2 separate regions of the Homo sapiens genome follow, and region 2 is linked to region 1. A link is a loop called in an ENCODE intact Hi-C map of the cell type or tissue named here. Cell type or tissue: breast epithelium. All regions are shown on one strand.

What was found. Hi-C counts contacts between places; a loop is a spot of excess contacts. Peaks named below come from ENCODE experiments on the same cell type or tissue, not always from the same donor. Only the 100,000 strongest peaks of a DNase experiment are listed, where the experiment ranks them.
Region 2: it touches region 1 in a loop (24-fold over the local background); 1 of 110 quality-filtered maps calls a loop at or near these places.

What each region holds. Positions count from the first base shown.
Region 1 is chr14:91,409,758-91,414,757 of GRCh38, reverse strand. The region is part of intron 2 of CCDC88C (coiled-coil domain containing 88C); the gene reads left to right. Among named protein-coding and RNA genes, the nearest start is that of CCDC88C, 5.6 kb to the left of the region's middle. RefSeq lists enhancers at 3,771-3,850, 4,422-4,551. In breast epithelium, no CTCF peak of the experiment used is centred here; no DNase peak of the experiment used is centred here.
Region 2 is chr14:90,567,072-90,572,071 of GRCh38, reverse strand. The region is part of intron 19 of TTC7B (tetratricopeptide repeat domain 7B); the gene reads left to right. Among named protein-coding and RNA genes, the nearest start is that of TTC7B-AS1, 73 kb to the left of the region's middle. RefSeq lists enhancers at 1-725, 1,505-2,005, 2,006-2,506. In breast epithelium, no CTCF peak of the experiment used is centred here; DNase peaks (open chromatin) are centred at 2,281 and 3,340; H3K27ac peaks cover 1,581 bases.

The DNA of each region.
Region 1 (5,000 bases):
GAAGTGCTTCTGGGTCCCTCAGGATGAGTTGGGCACAGAGGAATGGAGCGTGGGGAGGCTGAATGGCTGGCTTTCCAGAATGAGGAAAGAGAAGAGAGAGCGGGTGGGCATGGTTTCCTGCATGGGTCATCAGAATCACCCAGTTCCAGGTGATAGAAGTCAGAATAGTGTTTTTGTGTCTGGAAGTGGTGAGGATTGACTGGAAAGGACCCGGGGGAACCTTTTCAGGGTAGTTGAAATGTCCTGCAGAGTGGCTGGAGTATGTTTCATTTTCCAAAACTCCTCAAATTATAACTTTATGCATTTCATGCTATGTAAAATTACCTCAACTAAACAATGAACCCTGGCCTGTATCGGACAGCCTACATAGCCAGCTGGGATTCAAACCCTTGGCCTCCCTTTTACCAGCAGTGTGACACTGGGCATGTCGCTCAGTGCCTTAGTTTCCTCATCTGTAAAATGGGACGTAAAGTACCTTCCTTAAGAGATGGTTGTGAGGACAGAATGAAACCTTGTGTTAACATTTAGCTATTTGCCTATGTAGGTGCCATCTTAATCCAGAAAGGATTTGAGGCACCAACTAAAAGTTCTTTTTTTGTGTGGCCTACCTTTTCCCCCACATTCTTCGATCCTTGGATTACCCCACAGTTCTCAGCCCTTAGCCCTCTACCAATGAGGTCTAGGGCAACATTGGACCCTGGGACCCAAGTCCTAGCCCCGCATTTAGACTGTACTGCACTTAAGCCTCTGTTTTCACTTCTACCAAATGGCAACATGTCACTAGCCAGCAGGTAAGGGGTAAGGCTGTTCTGCCTCATCTCCCATACCAGTAGCTCCTAGACTGTGCTATTTGCCTGTTTTGATTCCTTCACCCCAAGTTTGTAGGACCTGAAGAAATCGCGTTGAGCAGTACTGCTAACAGAGCTCAGATAAGAGGCTGTTACCTAACACCTGGGAGCCTTGTGGAGGTTGGCTGGGGGTCACGTGACTGCACCTGGCCATTGTCTCCGGCAACCGGAGAAGGCTGTTAGTAGTCTCTCGGCCCTGGTCTCCTGGTGACATCAGCACCTGGAAGCAGGGAAGCCCCACAGGTTCAGCTTTCTGGGGAGGCCCAGGGCTAGGAGAATTCATGAATGAAACTGAGGCTTTGAGTGGCCTGGATGGAGAGGCCTGGGAATGCCTGCTCAATAGCCCCTCTGTCAACACAGTGTCTTGGGTACCTACCAGCACCCAAGAGAAAACAAAGTTTGCTCTGGTTAACTTTGGACACGTTTTTCATTCTCTTGTAGGAAAATTATTTAAGAGCCTTAACCCTAGCATCAGGCAGACAAGTTCAAATCCCCACTCTGCCACTTCCTAGTGTTATTATGTTGGGCAAATGACTGAAACTCTCTAAGCCTTGATTTCCTGATCTGTAATAAGGGGATGGTATTTTACCAATTTGGGGGAGATTTAAATAAAACTATGTATATAGAACAAGCCTAACATATGTCTATCATTGTGCAGATGAGGCCCAGATCTGAGTTTGTGTGTGGACATACGTACGTGTACCCATGCCCTTAGTGCTGTACATCTCTACTTGTGAGAGTAAACCATCCGGTTTGACGCAGTGGCTAAAGTTGGAACTTGGTACTAGGGCTGAGAGCTTGTGCCCTTTAAGTTCAACCATATTTGTTCAGGCTGCTTGTGACCCCTGGTGCTAGCTGCAAAATTCAGGATACTGTGTTAATTATTCATAGGTTAGAAACATCCTCGGGGAAATAGGAGAGTTTCTTTACCTCCCAAAAAGCATTTGAAGGATAACTTTTACCCCAGTGCACTTGAAGGAGAGTTTATGTTTCCCTTTTGCAGATGTAGAAGCTTAGGATAAAAGGGGAAATTTTACTTGTTGGTTGAATGAATTTGTATTGGCGCAAAAATCTTGGGAAAAAACAATTTTTACCTATGAACTTAAGTAATTTCCATCTTTTGGCTGCAGTATATGACACATGGGGGCTTTGAGTCCTTAAAAATTATACAAACAGGCTGGGCACGGTGGCTCACGCCTGTAATGCCAGCACTTTGGGAGGCTGAGGTGGGCGGATCACAAGGTCAGGAGATCGAGACCATCCTGGCTAACACAGTGAAACCCCGTCTCTACTAAAAATACAAAAAAATTAGCCAGGCGTGGTGGCGGGCGCCTGTAGTCCCAGCTACTGAGGAGGCTGAGGCGGGAGAATGGCATGAACCCGGGAGGCAGAGCTTGCAGTGAGCCAAGATTGTGCCACTGCACCCAGCCTGGGCAACAGAGCCAGACTCCATCTCAAAAAAAAAAAAAGAAAAAAATACACAAACTATGTTCATCTTAGGAGAATAGGAATATATACAGATGAGCAAAATAAAACTTGCCTGTGATTTTACCATGTGGAGGTAGCAATGTCAATATTCTAGTGCCTTCCGAATGTTATCTATGATATATATTAATACGTGTCCTTAATGTATTAATATTTTTATACAAATATGGACTCTTGCTATTGTTTTTTAGCATGGGTCCATATTTGTATAAAAATACATTAAACATATATAAAAACATTTAGCATGTTTTTTAACCTGTGATAAATTAGGGATATCTCTCTGTGTCAATACATAGTTTCTTGATTTAGCTTTAAATTTAGGAAGTTTTTGGAATATGACCAAAAGTTGGGGGCTGGCTTTCCCAAAGGAGGGGGGCAAGGTTACTGTAAGCCTAAATTATAACTCTTTTTAAAATTCTAGCAAGAATTGGTTATCTTTCTTCTTCCTTTTTTTTTTTTTTTGAGATGGAGTCTCACTCTGTTGCACAGGCTGGAGTGTAGTGGCTTGATCTCTGCTCATTGCAACCTCTGCCTCCCAGGTTCAGGTGATTCTCCTGCCTCAGCCTCCCGATTAGCTAGGATTACAGGCGCATGCCACCATGTCTGGCTAATTTTTGTATTTTTAGTGGAGACAGGGTTTCACCATGTTGGCCAGGCTGGTCTCGAACTCCTGACCTCAAGTGATCCTCTCACCTCGGCCTCCCAAAGTGCTGGGGTTACAGGCATGAGCCATCGTGCTTGGCCAGTTTCTTTTTTTCTAGTTGGAAGTTTTTATGAAAAGGAATCCCTGGGGGCCCACACTTTAGACTTGGAACTCTTGGAACTCTCCAAGTTCCGACCAGCTACCATATTTATGTCGTGTCCTCTGAGATCCTGATACTAGAGTGTTGGCCTTTTAAGTTTTAGGACTATCATATAAAGATGATTGTTGTTCTGAATGACAACTTTTGGGGAAGTGCAGTTGTTTAGCGGTTATAATAACATCTTCCTGTGGTACAGAAGCAAGTACAGTCCACGTTTGCTACTGCAGATGTAGGCTTCATGGAACCATATAGACTTTGAAGGCCGGAAGGATCCTGTAGCCATTTTGCAGATGAGAACACTGAAGCCCAGTGAGCTTTGGCTGGGCTTGGGACCTGGGCTAGAACCCATGTCTCTTGATTCCCATTTTGTACAGCATGGAAAGGTGGGAGTTACGGGGGTGCTGGGCAGAGTGGAGATTGAGATGTGCCTGCCTTAACTGTAGTTGAGGCTTTTGTTTTGATTAGTGTCCTGATAGCTCTCTACCCAGAGAGGCTTAGTTAAAGGAGGGAGTCGTAATAATCACGGTAAGTAGCTTAATTACTCATACAGTAAATGTCAGGGTTCTTTTAGAGTTGTTTCAGTGAGCTATTTCTTGCAAGAACTGGGGAGAACAATAGCAGGGATGGTCAGAGGCTTCTATGCTGTGATGTGAGGGGACTCCCAGGTTCCCGACCCTGAGTGTATGCTATGCCTTTGCACGTGCTGGAGATGTCCACGATGTATACTGAGGCTTTCGGCTCCTGGCCACTCCTGGGGTGGTCCCGTCTGACTTCAATGAAAGATGGGTCTACAATGACAAAGACCAAAGAAAGAAGAAACAAAACAGAAAAAGCGCTGCATGTTCTCTGAGTTCTGCTATTTTAAGAAGTGCATTTGTCACTGTGAAATTGATTTTCATCTTTTAAGGTATCTACAGTAAAGGGAGGGGAATTGTACCTTTAAGATAAATTACTTTATGCTGCCAGGAACACTTCTGTAGCTAAAAATGCCTTTGCAGTTTAAATTCTGAATGCCTCTTCTTTTCCTGAATTAATTTCCACAGAACTCTTAACCTTTATTTTCTCAGTTATGCATGACTCCAAGAGAAACATGTAACATGTAAATGACTTGGCCACACTCCATCACTGTACTTCCAGAAACATTTGAAACGTTTTCGATTTGTAGGGTTTTTTTTTCCTTTGTCAATTTTCTACTAATTATTGGCTTTGAATGAGCCAGATGGCATTGAGATTGATTTCCTTAACTCCCCACACTAACCCCCAAGAGGCTCAGCACCTTCATCACGGGGTCTGGATAACAGAAGAAACTGTGAAGACAGGCTCTCCTTTGAATTAGCCATCCTTTGCGGTGTCTTGGGACTGTCAGATGGAAGGGAGGCCTTTGTTATGAAAAGCAGCGCACAGTCTGTGGAAGGGTGGAAGCGAACTCAGTAATGCTGAGTGCTCTTGTCTAATGGGGAACGTTTTCTGACACTGAGCATTTTGAGAAATGTCCTGTATATAGATGAGGGAGGGACATGATACATCACTTGATGTAGATTTCTAGTTTCATCACAGCCAGACCCAACTTTTGCCTGAGGTTGGAAAATAAATGACACTTCGGGGATTCCCCACATGAATTAATTGTGTCTCTTAGCATTTCTTACAGGGTGCATTGTACACCATAGAGTGCCATAGATTGTTTATGCCAGTTTCTCAAGATAGGATTTTTGTCCCTGGAATTTGTAAATCACAGGGAGGACCAGCCCAAGACCAATTCGCATGACAGAGGGAGACCTGTGTTTAATGGAACATTATGATTTTATTGGCGAATTAAGTCAGAAAATGTACCATTTTGGCCTGGCACAGTGGCTCACACCTGTAA
Region 2 (5,000 bases), 840 kb after region 1:
CTTAAATTGTCCATCTGTTCATTGAGATTTGGGAAAAATTGCTGTCTCCTATTTTCTTAGTTGGCACCATGTTTTCCAGTTTGTGTCCCTGTGGGAGGAGAGATTCAGCATGAAGATGATGAACTTCCCAGGGGGCTCCTCCAGAAACTGGCACTCGGTGTCTGTGTGTCTGTCCAGTTTATCCATCAGCCTAGTGAGGGCTACCCAGGATCCAGACAGGCAGGACAGGCTCACGCATTGGCACATCTGCAGTTTTCCCTTGGAGAAACGTCTTCAGAAGACATCTTTTGAACCCTTCTGTTCCTCTGGATAAGGCCCAGGCCCAATTAAGCTGATGAAATAGACTTGAAATACCCTTCCCGCTTTCAAATGGCCATCTTTAGACGTGGATCTCTTTCATCCGAAGTATCAGTTTTCTTTCCATACATAGAAAGAATGACTGGCAGGAAACAAAACTTCATGATAGTCCAGTGAGAAGGCCTTTTCATCTGTTAATTGTATTTTGCTTTCTTTCATAATTAAAAAATGTTTTCCAAATTGAGGAGAATAACTTTTTTTTCCTCTAGAGCAAGGCTTATGAAGTATTTAGTGCCCAGCCTTCCAATGCGTCCATGTGCTTGTTGAGAGGACCCTGAAAAGTGCACAGGCCCTCATTTCTCTCTTGCCTTTCCTCGCTATAACTGCAGTTCCAACTCACAGTGCCGAGGACAAAGTAGTGCCTCCTACTGGATGCCTCCTACTGGACACTTCATCTTCGATCTTTGCTCTGTCTTCTGTCTGGTGACACACACTCTTCGATAGCTGCTTGATAGTTTTAGCTTCTTCGATAGCTGTGTGAAGCCCTTTCAACAATTATTGATACTTGGCTTAAGGATTACCTTTCTCTACAAAGAACTTTGAAGCCTCATATGTCGTGTCTGCTGCGTGTGCTCTCCTAGTACACAGTGAGAGGGGACTTTCTTGTTTACTGATGGGGACCCTGCTGTTGGTCACCTGCCCCAGGTCACCTGTAAGTTAGGAGCAGAAGCAGAACAAGAAAGTCGTGAAATCGTATGTTGGTGTGGTCCCTTAGGAACCCAGAGCTTCAGTGACAGGCGGTGGAAAGATCGGGAGCACGGTGCTGGCGCCAGCTGCCTGGGTTCCAGTCCCAGCTGTGTCGCTTACTAACTGCGTACCCCGAGATAAGTCCCTTCATCTCTCTGTGCTTCCATTTTTCTCGACAGTGAAATGGGAGTAATAACAGTGCCCGGTGGTGTTGCTGTGCGGGTTAAATGAGTTAGCAGGGTGCCTCACACTCCGCAAATATCAGCTCTGAGTGTCGCTGTCATTCTCTGTAATCCAGGTCGCGCCTGGGCTGGGAGATCCTTTGCGTCTGTTTGACAGTGAGTGAGTCATCTCCTGGCCCCATGGAGCTTCCCTTTCTGCACCAGCGTGACTGACTTTCACTGGTTGGAGGAGCCGAAATGAGAATATATCTCGGTGCGTGGTCGGCCGCGAGCACGATGCTTCGCTTTTGAGTGTGACTTGCTGCCTGTTTCTGCAGAGCCAGGGCCCTGGTTTTGAGGTGGAAAAGGGTGGGAGAGTGCATTGGTGGAGGCCCCTGGGGTGATTTGTTCCTAGGCGGAGATAGAAAGTGTTGGATTTTGAGCAGAGGTCATCAGAACCAGCTGTTTCTCTCCAGCCAGGGCTCCTGCCTTGGTGCAGAGGCTTTGAGTGTTTGCTGGCTTGGCCTTGGCACAGCCTTTGCTGACCAAATGAGTGCGGGAAATGACTTCGAGGCAGGATTGGATGATGCAGCCATGTGATTTGACATGAGATCACGAGGCTTGGTCAGGCTGATTAATGGAACACTCCAGCACAGTGGGATGTCAGTGTATTACAAGCCAGACCTCAGGGAGGCCCTGCTAGGCTGTAAGTGGGGCTCTCACTCAGTGTGCTGGGTACAGCCGGGTCCCCAGGCTGATCTGCAGTGTTGACTCCGGGCCTGAACATGGGAAAAGGCTGGAGGAGAGCCTGTGCTTGAGGGCCCTTGGTGGAGGGAGTCACCACCACCCCCAAGTTCATACACTCAGCCCTGTTGACCCCAGGCATACTCTTCCTTGTCAGACTCTGTATCCCATTTGGAAGGCATGGGCGTCACTATCCTTCGACAGAGACTACTGTGGAACAGTGCCCTGCTGGAGCCTGCAGAGTCTCCCCTGGCCACATGTGTGTCCCTGGCTGCTTGCTCTCTGTCCACATGGGCAATCACAGCTGAGAGAGGCTCAGGGGGCAGGCACCTGCCTGAGGGCTGTTATGTCCCTGTGTAGGCATGTCCAGGCGCAGGCGTGTCCAGGTGCAGGCATGTCTAGGCTCAGGTGTCTGTTGGCTTCACAGGACTCCAAGGCCTGGTCCTTCTGTTCTCTCAGTTCACTCAGACAAGATCCCCCTCTGAGAAACAGACTCACACTAATCACACTCTTGACAGACTGAGTTCCCAACCAGAAACCAAAATGATGATTTATAAGGATTTGCACTTTTCCTGGGCCAGACCCCCTGTGCTCTCTTGCCCTCCTCCACAGAGGAGCTTGCCCTCTAGGCTAGACATCAGGCCCCTCCTCCCTCAGGTCAGATGAATTCTCAGCTAGTGGAGTTTCTATTAGTCACTCCCCAGTCGTCTGTTGGGACACACTCTCATCCCTGGATGGTGACTTGGGACACAGCCTCAGCCCTGCATATGGCGGTTCCCTCTGTAGATTGTGATCACAGTGTCGGTACAAGGCAGGATCTTCCTCCCATCCTGGTCCGGGGAGAGGGAGTTTCTTCTGTTGCCTCCACCCTTACCCCAAACCTAGATGAAAGCAGCCTCCCCTGCTTTCCACAGCACCGAGGCCTTTTCATGGCTTTCACCACTGCCTTAAGGAGGGCGGGCTCCTCTGGGGAGGAGATATGGAGACCATGCGGGTCTCACTGGGTTTGCAGTGCCTGCCACCTTGTCTTTGAGGCTGCAGGTGATAGCGATGGCAATAACCAATTAAAGATGGGCCTGTCAAATCCCATCAGAGGGGCAAACCCAGTGGAGAGGATTGAGTGGGGGGAGGTACTGGTGGAACAGGTGTGAGGTGAGAATCAGGTAACTGGAAGTTTTCTTATGATGTAAGCTATTTCCTCACATCCTTTTGAAACTGCACTTTTTTAGCTTATAATATTTTCTCCTTCTTGAGCATCTGTGTCCTCCTTGGAGTAAAAGGAATGTCCCTGGGAATAAGAACCTCTGCCGTCCATCCACATGACTCCTGTTTGGTTACTTGCCCACCTCTCCCCAGCAACCCTCCTGCTCAAAACAACATCATTTGGCACAGGGATAGTCTCTGCAGACATTTTCTGCTTGGTGCTTGGATTTCTCCTACCACTGCAGCATTTTTCTCAGTGCTGGCCAGGGAGGCATGGCACCAGGCCACCCTGTCCTCACCGAGGACTAAAGCCACAGACCCAGAAGCTTCATGGGCCCAGGGCAGGCTCTGAAATGCAAGCATGCGGTGCCTTTTGTCACTAGGCATTCCTTTGCTTCAGCTTAAGGAAAAAATGAATGCTGTGTTTATTTCTGTTTTCTGTCTTGGAGTCTTAGATGACTAATTACGGGCAGTACAGTTCAGTCTGTCATTAGTAATTATGATCTAAAATCATTTAAAATCTGACATACTCTAGCCGAACCATTTATTCTTGGAAATTCTGCCCCGTTATTTCAGTGTGATTTGACATTGAGGTTCCACCTCCTTCCTGCTTTGCTCCCTAGCTTGAATCAGGCCTTTCGTTTTCACTTCTGTGGGTTGTTCTGTGTTCTCAGATTCTGGTCCCGATTCCCGCTCCTTACTTCCCACCTCCCTGGATTTTAGCCCTGCTGCTGCCTTTCATTCCTCAGCCACCCCCATCCCCCACACCGCCTGCCTCTGAACTCAGCCAGAGGGGATGGCTGTCACTCAGAATGTGGCATTCTGTGCCAACTGGGCCTGCTGCTTCCAAGTCATCTTGGGCCTGAATTGCTTTCCCACCATTTGGTGCTGGTCCCAGAGACTCCCCATTGAGGGCTCGGGGGCTCTCTTTGGGCCGTGTCAACCCCACGTGTGATCTGGACCTTCAGACCGAGTTTAAATCACTGAGCCCAAAGGTCTAGGGAGAATATCCTGTAAGAAGTCTCTCCCAGCATCGAGGCTGAGTCCCTAAAACGGACCGGTTGCAGATGGAAACCTTTGGACCTGACACTCACCAGAGAGTTAGAGGCACTGCAGACTGAGAATCCCATTGAAATGCGCTAATCTAATCACCCCCTTTTACAGATGGGGAAGCGGAGGCCAGACAGGGGAAGGGACTCACCAAGGGTCCAGAGCAGTGAGTGGCCAACCCACCAGGAATCCTGACTCCATCGCTTTTGAAGGTTTCATGTCCACTCTTCCTATCTGTAAAATGGGAGACTAGCACCTGCCTTCTTGAGATGGGGGTGGGGATGGAGGTAAAAGAGATCAGCTCTCTGAACTCCTCCAGGGCTAACGCTGCCCTAGAGAACTTTGTCTCCACTCTGATGGACGGGGGGAGTTTCTCATTGTTCTCCGAGGCTCAGACAGCCCCAGCTCTAGGTCTCGTGGTCATGCAGCATCCACTGAGCTTGGCGCCTTTCTCTTTCGCTCTCCACTAGAAAGAAGTCTTTGTGTCTCTTCTTGCCCCTTACCCGCCTAGATGTGTCTCTCCCTGCTGTGTGGCATGCCTGCACTCACAGCTGCCCTGAGCCCAGGACGTGCCTGAGTTGCCAGCCTCAGCGTCGATAGACGAGCTCATTTGGATACAGAGAAGTTTCCAGGTTAGCCTTTGGCACTCATGTTGCCAAGGTGGGGTTGCTTAGGAGGAAGGAAGACAGATCTACCAAGAATCACCAAGTCTAAAACCCTCAGGCTCTTGCGGGGTGCTGACCTGGAGCCAAGGCAGGCCTCTCTCCCCTGCACAGATCCACGGATGCCTGCTCTGGG